Linked DNA regions of Homo sapiens: region 2 is linked to region 1. The links are chromatin loops, found by intact Hi-C in ENCODE. Cell type or tissue: PC-9. All regions are shown on one strand. Each heading gives the region's core, and the rest is flanking DNA. Links, peaks and the distances in the headings are about the cores only. Region 1 overlaps NHS (NHS actin remodeling regulator). Region 2 holds the start of LOC124905252 (a long non-coding RNA gene).

The links. Peaks named below come from ENCODE experiments on the same cell type or tissue, not always from the same donor. Only the 100,000 strongest peaks of a DNase experiment are listed, where the experiment ranks them.
Region 2: a loop joins it to region 1, with 14 times the contacts of the local background. A loop is called at or near these places in 4 of 110 quality-filtered maps.

Annotation. Positions count from the first base shown.
Region 1 is chrX:17,687,979-17,693,363 of GRCh38, forward strand. NHS (NHS actin remodeling regulator) reads left to right here. Exons shown (of 9, transcript NM_001291867.2): 3 at 4,357-4,490. Among named protein-coding and RNA genes, the nearest start is that of SCML1, 47 kb to the right of the region's middle. RefSeq lists a silencer at 2,338-2,397. In PC-9, for the core only: a CTCF peak has its summit at 2,321 (motif pointing left); a DNase peak (open chromatin) is centred at 2,323.
Region 2 is chrX:17,158,271-17,163,655 of GRCh38, forward strand. It overlaps LOC124905252 (a long non-coding RNA gene), which reads right to left and starts at 1,882. Exons shown (of 3, transcript XR_007068400.1): 1 at 1,814-1,882. It also overlaps a transcript of REPS2 not described here. In PC-9, for the core only: CTCF peaks have their summits at 2,904 (motif pointing right) and 3,107; no DNase peak of the experiment used is centred there.

The DNA.
Region 1 (5,385 bases), core at 312-5,311:
ACACACCCCCTTATTATAGCAAGTACTTTGAAATGCTCCCGTTTCTACCCTGAAATGAAATCCATGGGTAATATGCCCAACCCATACACATAAGAAAAAATAATATTATGGTCTAAATATGATAATAAAGAGAAATTAAAAGGAAATTATTGATAATAATATCTATTTCAATATGCAAATGCTCAGGCATGACCTCACTAGAAGACATCATGAAGCAGTCAGATGTCTGCACTTGTCAAAAGCAAGTCTGGATTAAGTACAGACCTTCAGAAACTATTCCGAGGGGCAGGAGGGCATGACCATAAAAACTGGTACATTCAGTATATATTAGATATGGGCAAAAAATAAATACTTTGGATTAGAATGAAAAGGGAATTTGGCTTGACTCATAAATAGGCACTAGGTTTTTCCCCTATAAGAGATTCTGATGGAACATTTAAAATTGTGTGAGACCTGGGACACATTTTCATTGACCATCCTCTGCATTATGGGATGGCTGTCATCTTTGGCTCCCATCCAATCATTGTAACAATTAGAATGATCCCCTAGAGGGCTCTTCTGCTTCTCTTGAGAACCAGTGATCGGTCTAATGCCCCCATTCTTTAGTGGGACACGCGGAGGCCTAGAAAGGTGAGGAAACTTGCTCAGGGTCACACATAGCAGGTTAGGTGTGGTACCAGGACCCAACCTAAGCCTCTGAAATGCCTGCCAGAGCTCTTTTCCTCCTTGCCATACACTGTGTCTCATGGAAATAGGTACTGATGTTTACATGTCTCTCACAGTCCTGAGAAAGCTAGAGATAGGCTCATAGCAGTCAAAATAGGAATACAGTTTTTTCTTACACTGGTTGCTTTTCAGTGCCTTAAAACCATTCTAATTAGGACAAGGGGAATAAAAAGTAGCTTCATTGTTTTAGAGCCCCCTAAATTGGGTATCAGAAGGGGACATGTCAGCTTTTTTTGGCCTTTAGATTCTTGCTATGGAGATAGATGGTGTCTACACATTCAATGTCTTTCTTCCAAATTCCCTACACTCTTTTAAGAAATGGCATTTTGCAAAAGTATTAAAATGCAAGTAAAATATTTTAATGTCATTATCAAAGTGGAGAAACAAAATGGTGATATTGTTTTCATCTTATTTATTCCACATTTGTATAACTCCTGCCTTTTCCCCATCCTTATCTTCAATAGTTTGTTGCCTTCAATTATCATCTTTTTTCCCTCCTCATCTTTTTTCCCTTCCTCATCTTTTTTTCCTTTTAATGAAAGAGCTAACCTCCTAATATCCCTAAAGCAATTGTTTCTAAAAATTTTCCTTGGTTATTAGGGGAAGACATTGTGACACTTACAATGAAGAGTGATGATCAGTATCCTGTAGAAGCATCTTTGGCATACTTACCATTCACTTCAATTTTATAGTTGGCTAAGAAGTTCTTTTTTAACTTAAGCCACCTTCTGAAAATCTTTCTTTCCACACTTGCCATTCCTTTGCAGCCTGGATTAGGCACCCTTCCCATAATATCCTGTGCATCCTCCCATCCTGCCACTTAGAATCTTATAATCAACCACTATGGGCCTGTTTTACCAACCAACCACTAATAAGCCATTAATCTATGAGCAACTCAAGGGCAAGGATGATATCTTATTAATTTATTTTATTCAAAGCACTTAGCATGAAGCTGACATATAGTAGGTCCTCAATGAACATTTGTGGAACTGAATCAAGTTTTGCAAAAAACTGGTTGAACATTGAGGGCACAGGATGACTATAAAGGAATCTGATCGTTCTCACCAAATCCTTTCTCAGGTCCCATCATTAGAAATCTTGGGTAACATTAGCCCTTTAGGTATAATTATTTTTATCCCTTTATTTTATTAATAAGTCATCCCTGATTAGGATTTTATGGATTCCACCAGATAACACCAAGCTGCTCGTAAACTATCACATTTCACTGCTTTGTCAGGTTTAGACTTAAAGCAGAACTGAAGAACAGCAAGTGCCGATATCAATTTTCTCTGAACTTCCTCCTGTGGGGCGGTGAGAGAGGGATGTGGGGCCTCCTGGGGTTTGGAAGGAAGACTGTGGAGATGCGTTTTACCCTCCACAGACTGGCTTGTTTTGCGGTTGGCTCAATAGCATATCTTGGGTGTAGTAGTTTTAATAGCACTGCAGAGAGCCATAAACAAGAATTATAGCCATCATGGAATTAAAAACATGCAGTGTAGAATTAAAATTAGAAAGTGACTTTTTTTTTAACCTTGTCCAAGAAACACAATAGCATACTGCTGTATTCATCAGCATAATCTGCTTCTGCCATCTGGTGGCCATGAATAATACTGACCTATCAGACAACTGCCATGCTCAGCAAATGCTGCAGTGAGCATCCCTGTAGGTTCTCTATTTGGACAGCTGGAATAGCCTTGCTTCCACCATGAGGGAGTGGATAATGAAACACAGACAAATGAGGCTGTGGTGACAGCAGCTCTGTGCTTCTTTTGGAGGTGAGACTGTAAGGAGAGAGCTGGAGGACCAAGATTAAAACCTAGAAATTGGCTGCCTTCAAGATCTGCTTGATAGCAAACCCCCCAACAAATTTTATTGAAGGCAAGGGAGTGTTGTAGAACCTAAGAGTCAAAAAGCAATAACGTATGCTGCCCACAAGGAATCCCTGGTCTAGTGGAGAGACAGACAAGTAACCAGGTAATTTCAATACAGTGATAGGGAGGCTAAGAAGAAATGTACCAAGTCATTTCATAGAGCTTCAGGGAGGGTTTTGTGGAGGATGTAGCATCTACATGTATTTCAAGTTATTTAGGCTCTGATTACTTTTTTTCCCCCTTAGTAATTCTTTAATGCTCAGAGCCAGTAATGGCTTTATGTGATGCTATCATTTATGTTCATAAATCATGGAGAGAGAGATTCATAAGCAACTATAAATAGATAATTATATTTTATATTTCCTTTCCTTTCAAGTTGGAGGCTGCAGCATAAGTTTCATTGGTCTAAGGGAATAAGGAGCAAGATTCCACTGCAGTTTCAGGCTGTAGTGGACTAATGTTCTCCCTACCTCAGCACCAGAAAAAGGTATTATTAGGGAGCCATTAATCTAGCCTGCCTACTCCCAGCCTAGAGCAAAGAAAGATATATGTTTAAGATTGTGTAGGAGGGGAGCGATTGAATGGAAAATTGAGTTGATGTCTCCCTTCCAACTACTCCCCTCCTTTCACTTCTTCCTAACCAGTAACACCTGTAAGTGACTCTTCTGTACGGATTTAAGAATGTAAACACTTTTCCTTGTGTTACCCATTTAGAAAAGCCCACTGTTTGCTTGCATAATGATGGTGGCATTGGAGGTGGGCACTTTAACAAGGAAGACATTTATCTTAAACAGCCTTCGGATAAACATTGACTTTGGAGGCAGTTTAGCAAAGACTACCTACATGGTTTTGAAGACTTTGCTCTGATTGCTTATGGGAGCCAACATTTGTCAGAAGAATCCCAAGCAAAGGGAGATGGGGAATACTATCACATCTTCTAGACACAGACACTACGTTCAGGCAGCGAGGCACACGGACAGCCAAGTCAGACATGGATAGAATCAGAAAGTTCAAGAGTGCTCAGTTCCTAGTTTAGGGGGCAGCACATTGAATGGGGCAAAGAAAATGGAGCCAGCATTGGGCAGGCCTGTCAGAAACAAGTAACAGGACCTAGAAAAGCGCATGGCAGTAAAGGCACCCACCACAGCCCATTCGAAATACAGAGAAATGTAATACATTCTAATTTTAAAAGACTAGACTTTAATGAAAGCATAAATTCACTCTCAGTCACTCAGCAAACATGTGATGTAAATACTCCCAACATGAGTTATTTCCAGGTACCAACAGTTGAAAAATGGACTCACACAAATTCCTGAATATGTAGCAATCAGCTCCCCTGAGCCAGTGACAGCCAGCTCCCGTACCCAGTGGGTGGGCCGGGCAGCTCTGTTTTGTCTGTGCCTACTTTCCACTCCAGTACTGATGGCAGCAAATCTTCCACTATGTTCTCAACTTTTGTTGTTGTTGTTGTTGTTGCTTATGTTGTTTTGAAATAAGTCACACTGAACTCAGAAGTGAGCCCTCTTGTACAGATTATGAGATGGATCCACTGAAATGTATGCATCCAATTTCATATTAATAGTAAGTGAAAGTTCAATTAAAAACCATTCTGAAAATCTTATTTGGTATTCAAATTAGCTAAAGTAATGAAAACTCACTTTTTTTTTTTTTTACAGCCTTTTGCTAACACTCCCAAGGGGAAAAGAGAAATTGAAAATGCCAAGTGTATTTCAGTATTACTGCTTTTTCTCCTTCTCAGAACACCGGAGCCGGAGCGATCGCCGAGAGCAAAGAGCAGCTGCCCCCCTTTCCATTGCAGCTCCTCCACTGCCAGCCTACCCTCCAGCTCACAGCCAGAGGAGGCGTGAGTTTAAGGACCGTCACTTTTTAACGGTAAGTTTGGTGGCCACCTGCAGCCCTATGCTTGCTGCTGAGGAAACATCAGTTTGTCTGGGAGTCAGTTTCCTGCCTCCCAGTGAGAGAGGCTGGGCTGGCTAAGAGCTCAAATCATGGGCATTTGGGAACAAATTAATTTCCCTTCCTTTCATTCCTGAAAGAAACGCCTCTTTTTTGGAATACAGACATATTTTTTAGTTAACTGGTAGCACAATGCAGTAAAGCAAGAATAATTACAGACTAAAATCAGGAAAAAAAATACATACTTCAAACCTCGGTTCTTCTGCTTGCAAGCTGAAGGATTCAGGATAGGTTACTTATGTTCTTTGCCCTCAGTTCCCTCATCTGTAATATAGGGATATTAATAGTACCTGGTTTATAGGGCTAGAGGATTAAATGAGATAAGGCATGTAAAGTGCTTAGCCCAATGACTGACTGATACAGAGTAAGACCTCAAGAAATGTTAACCACAGCTGCCACTACTGTTATTACTGGTAAAGTGACAGCATGGCTGACTTGGTGGGGTGAACTGGTAAAGAACTTAAGTGATACGAAAAATTACCATTTGAAGAGTAATCATGTCATCATTTCATGCTTTCCCATTCTCCAAAGGAGGCTAGTTCTCCAGGGTAACTTAATACCATGGTGACGTCATCGCCTCTGGGGCTTTCAGCCCTGACCAGATGGATGTGGCTGTAACTCAGCCCAAGCCCTCAAGCATGGGTCACAGATGATGAAGCTGAGCCCATCTCAAAACACCTGCAAATACTATCAGCAGCCACTACAAACACATCACCGCAGATGTGCCTTCTGGGGCCTCAGTGGGGACAACTGAGCACTTTGTGCCTCTGAGCAGGCATCATTGAAGTGAGGGACTATGGCTTTTGTGACC
Region 2 (5,385 bases), core at 176-5,175, 530 kb before region 1:
GTACAGAATAGAGAGCCCAAATACATAGCCGCACATATATGATCCCTTGACTTGTATATTTTTTAAAAAAAGCCATCATAATTCAGTGGTGGAAAAGATGGTCTTTTCAATAAATGATGGTGGAGCAATTGGATATCCACATGGAAAAAAATGAACCCAGAAAACCTACCATGCAGAAAAATTAATTCAATATGTATCATAGATCTGAATGTGAAAGGTAAAACAATAAAGCTTCTAGAAGAATGCATAGGATAATATCTTCATGTGTCTCAAGTTTTTTAAACAGGGCATACAAAGGACTAACTTTAGAAAAAAAATTGATACATTGAATTTCATTAAAGTTAAGAACTTTTTATCAGAATTCAGGACTAAGAGAGTTTTGGCAAGCTGAAGAACAGTAGAACTTATTTGCAATACATCTGTCAAGGATACTTGCCTGTTTTTTCTATGTTGGCAACTATGTCTAATTTAAAACACTGAGGGGAAAGAAACCACTGTGCAGGCTGACAATACACAGGCCAAACAAAACAGGTCTGCAAGCCAGGTTGGGCCCACGCATTGCCTGTTTGCGACCTCACCTTCAGCAGCACAGAAGAATGAAAGAGGCTTTAACATTTCCACATTTTCTCATTCTTTACCTGACCAGCCTCAGTGAGGGGAAACAACAATGTAGACCTCTGTTTCCAAATAATAAGAATTTTCCCTTAGATGGCAGAACGGCTGGTTATAGTGAGTTTAGGTCTTAAATAAAACTTTCTTCCTCTCTGATAGATGCAATAATTAAAGAATATTTCAAAATATGATTCCATCAAATTTTTTTCATTGGCTCCCACTGTGTGTTCAGCTTGTCTTGGCTCTGTGAAGACCACAACTGATCCCCTTTTCACTTTGTTTGCTCTCTGACTCTAGAATTTCTCAGCCTCCCCAGATGATACTTTAGAGACCTGGGAAGTCAGCTTCAAGCTTCAATGAGGCAGAAGTCATGCAGAAACAGACTCAGTTTGAACTTTTTATGTTTCAAGCTCATTAATATCCAACTTCCTTACTTTCTACCTCCTTCCCAAACTCTGGTTCTAGTCTCTTTCCTTCTTCCAAGCACCACTCTTACTTAAGTTGGAGGCAATGGGGTGAGGTTGGAGAAAATTTCCTCTTGTTACCTCTTGTAACCCCACTGTTAGGATGAATAAGAGTAGGTGGCCTGAAGGATGGCACCCTGGAAGCATAACATAGTTGATAAAAGCATGGGGTTTGGAGTTAGACTGCCTGGATTCAAATCCTGTCTCTATTCCTTAATAACTTTGTAATCTTGGGCAAGTTATTTGCTTCTCTGTGCCTCACTCCATCATCTATACGTTACTGATAATAGTGCCCCCCAGCCCCCCAATGCACATCACTTAAAACAGTGCCTAGTAAGTGCTAGACATGTGTTTGTTAAATTAAAAATTGACTGTTGCCTGGTTACCTGTGAGGCCGTGGCATTGTGCTGAACATTGGGAAATAGAAGATGTGACCCCTGTCCCACCACCAGCCCACTCTTGATTTAAAGATGGGCAAACAAGTTGGCCAAATTGACCCTCCTCCTTTCCTTGAACTAGCCAAAATGTGACCACTGGATGATTTGATGACATCCTTCTTTTTGTGAAATCCAGTGATGTCTAAAATCCAAAGCCACTCAGAAGATGATTAAGATCATTCTGTGGAATTCTCTTTCCTAAAAACTGAAACTAGAATTATTATGCAGATGAGGAAACCTTTAACCTTGAGAAGTGAAGTGACTTACCCAGGATCCTTGTTATGGTGGCAGAGAGCTTACCAGAATTGTGTCCCACAATAATGTGGAAAGCAGAACTTGTGAATGATGAACTTATAAATTTCACTGAGGAGATTTCCAAGCAAAATGTTGAAGGTACACATTGGTTTGTTCTTTTTCTTTTTAGCTAAATGTGAGAGGAAAGAGAGAAGTTGAGGGAAGAACCATTAAACAAAAGGGAACCAGTACTTGATGATTTGGGAAATCCTTAGTCTATTGGGATTGCCAAGGTCAAAGTATTCAGTCACACAGAGGCTCTCTAAAGAGGTTAAATGTGTGACTCACAGATTCTCACAATCAAACCAGGGGGTATTTAGAAAGCTTAAGAGCATTATCCCTCAGCCATTTTAGCAGAAGTCAAAAACAGATGAAGTTATTTCAAAAATTTTATGGACCTGGCTTTCATTCCGTGACATCCATGGGAGATTCCCAAAGTTCTTAAGAATTGTATACTAATAGAAACACTGTTGGCTTGCACCAAAAGGAACAGAGAATATCTTAAATGGAAGAAGGCTGTTATATCCCCCAAACTCTGCTGGCAGGCAGCAAGCTGATATAAACACTTAGGTACAAACAAATACCAACTTTCATAAAAAAGGGAGGATGACTCAAAGGGTGGGACCAAGAGTCCAGAGGGTGAAGCTGAGAGCCCAGAAGGTAAAGTTGAGAGCCAACAGAGGATTATTTCTAGTCCTTGAAACCTAATGGAGTTTGGCTGGACTTAAAAATTGCTTTGGGTCAATGATTCCTTTTTACCTTCCATTTCCTCTTTTTTAAAAACATAATGTCTTTAACTGTTACCCGATGCCTGTCCCACCATTGTATGTTGAGAGCAGATAACTTGTTTCTTTAGTTTCATACATCCACAGATGGAGAGGAATTGTGCCCCAGAAGTTGTAGGGATTATATCCTGAGCCATATCTGTACTTAGTTTAGATGATGTAAATGACAAGATGTGGAACTTTTGAACTAGTGAGATTTAGATGAGATTTTTGGACTTTGATTTGATGCTGTAATGGGATGAGACTTTTGGGGACCTTGGGATGGGGTGAATATATTTTGCATATGGAATAGATGGGAATTATAGGGGCCACCAGAGGGCAGACTGTGATAAGCAGAATTTTGGCTGTCATGATCTCCACCCTCTGATGCTACTCCTGTGGTTATAGTATGTTACATGGCAAAGGGGATTTCACACATGCAATTAAGGTTACTAATCAGTTGACCTTAAAATAGGGAGATTATCTTGGATTATCCGGCAGACCCAATGTAATCACAGTAACTCTTAAATGCAGAAGAGGAAGTCAGAGAAATTTGAAGCATGAAAAAGACTTGCAGATGGAGTGGGCAATGTAATGAGGAATGCAAGGCAACCATAAGGAACTGAGAAAGGTTTATAGCTAGCAACAAGTGAGGAGACAGGGACCTTAACCCTATAGTCACAAGGAGCTGAATTCTGCCAACAACCTGAATGTGCGTGGAAGCAGATTCATCCCCAGAGCCTCCAGAAAGTATCATAACCCTGCTGATCTCCTGCCTTTTTTTTTTTTGAGAAACTCTAAGCAGAGGATTCAGTTGAGCCATGCTGTACTCATGTTTTTGACCTAAGAGACTGTAAGATAATCAGTGTTATTTTAAGCCACTAAGTTTATGGCAATTTGCTACAGCATCAATAGGAAACTAATACAAAGTCTGTATTCAGTTTCCAACATTATGGTGTCCACCCAGGTATTCCTTGGAGTTGGAGTAGGATGGGATTGGGGAAAGACCAAAAGATAAAAGGCCCTTTCTGATCTCTCCAAGCATTCATGGTTTTTATGAAAGACTGTCTTTTGGAAAATGGAAAAGATCCTAGAGGTATAGTGGCTTAGTGGCTGCTTCTGATATTTTAACTTGTCCGTTTCCCATCTTCCTCTCCCCAGTTCTGTGATAGCCTTGAAAACTAATAGCCTGCAGAGTAAAGAAGTAAAGACTGGCTTAGGTGTGCTTGATCTATGCAACTGCAGTGAAAACCAGCAACCTGGTAGCCACTGGGTGAGTCAGAACAGAGTTGGAGCTCTTTCAAAGCTCCATTCTTAGAGAACTGTCATAATTTGACCTATTTTATAGTTCCCCGGGAAATCTCACTCACAATGCTTGTCTTTATTTGACCTGACTCAGAGCTCATCCAGTGTGAACTGCCTTCTCCTCAAGGGCATTTGTCAAAAACAATTGGCAACAATTGTTTAATATCATGGCTGCCTGAGGCAGTGGTAAAAGTTGAGACAAATAACAAGCTAACTAAAAAACATAAATGGAAAAACTAGGGAATGAGATGTTCATAGATGGCCTTGAAAAGCTGTCACATATTCCTGGAAATTTAGAAGGCTACACACATGTTCACATGTACAGGTTTGAGTGCATACTCAGGGCTGCGTACATGCTCAAGAAATAACTGAGAAGGTCACCTCTGACTGACCTTAGGCTTCTGCATAAGCAGAAAGGGAAGGCTAAGACAGAGTTCTAAACTAGTTCTGTAAATTAACCAATGGCTTATAACAATTAAAGAAAAATGGCTGCATCTAGACAAGAACTGTAAGAACAGTCATACTGGCTGAGTGTTAAAGGTGTGTCCTAACATGCACAGAGAACCCCTCAGCAAAGACTCAGATTTATTGGTTCAAGGCATTTAAGGAAATGACGGTACAATTATTAACTACTAAGCTGAGTAGAGACAAAGAATACAGACTTTACAGAATTAGTTCAGGAATGTCACTGAACAAAGAGCAACAACACCAAACAGCAACAACAACAAACCATGGGGAGGAGGAAGAATCTGATTTTCAGAGTTGCCACATCACATTATACAAAATGTCCAGTTTGTAATGACAAATTATAGGATATAAAAAGAAACAAGAAAATATGCCCCAAATATGGGAGTAAAAACAATCAATAGAAATTGTTCTTGAGGAGGCCCAGATCTTGGGCTTATTAGACAAATACATAATTTAAATTAGCTATTTTAAATATATTCAACAGTGAAGGGAAACCATATCTTAAAAACTAAATGAGAATGTTGTCTCACCAAATAGAGAATACCAATAAAGAGATAGAAATTATAAAAGCAGACAAATAAAAATTCAGGGTTGAAAAGTACCAGAGGGGAAAAACAGCAAATTTCTTTAGGCTGAAGAAAGAATCAGTGAACTTGAAGATAGGTGAATTGAGATTGTTCATTCTTAGGAAAGAAATTAAAAAATGAAGAAAAATGAACAGGGCCTCAGAGGCCTATGGGACACTGTCAAGCATACCATTAGTTGTATAGTGGGAGTCCCAGAAAGAGAGAAAACAGATAAAGGGGCAGAAATAATGGGTGAAACCTTCCCAAATTTGATGACAAACATGAATCTACAAATCCAAGAAGCTCAATGAATTCCAAGTTGGAAAAACTCAGAGCATCACACTAAGACACCTCATAATCAAACTGTTGAAAATCAAAGGTAAAGAAAGAATCTTGAAAGTAGCAAAAGCTCATCACGTACAAGGGATGCTCAATAAGATTAAGAGGTGATTTTTCACCAGAAACCACTGAAGCT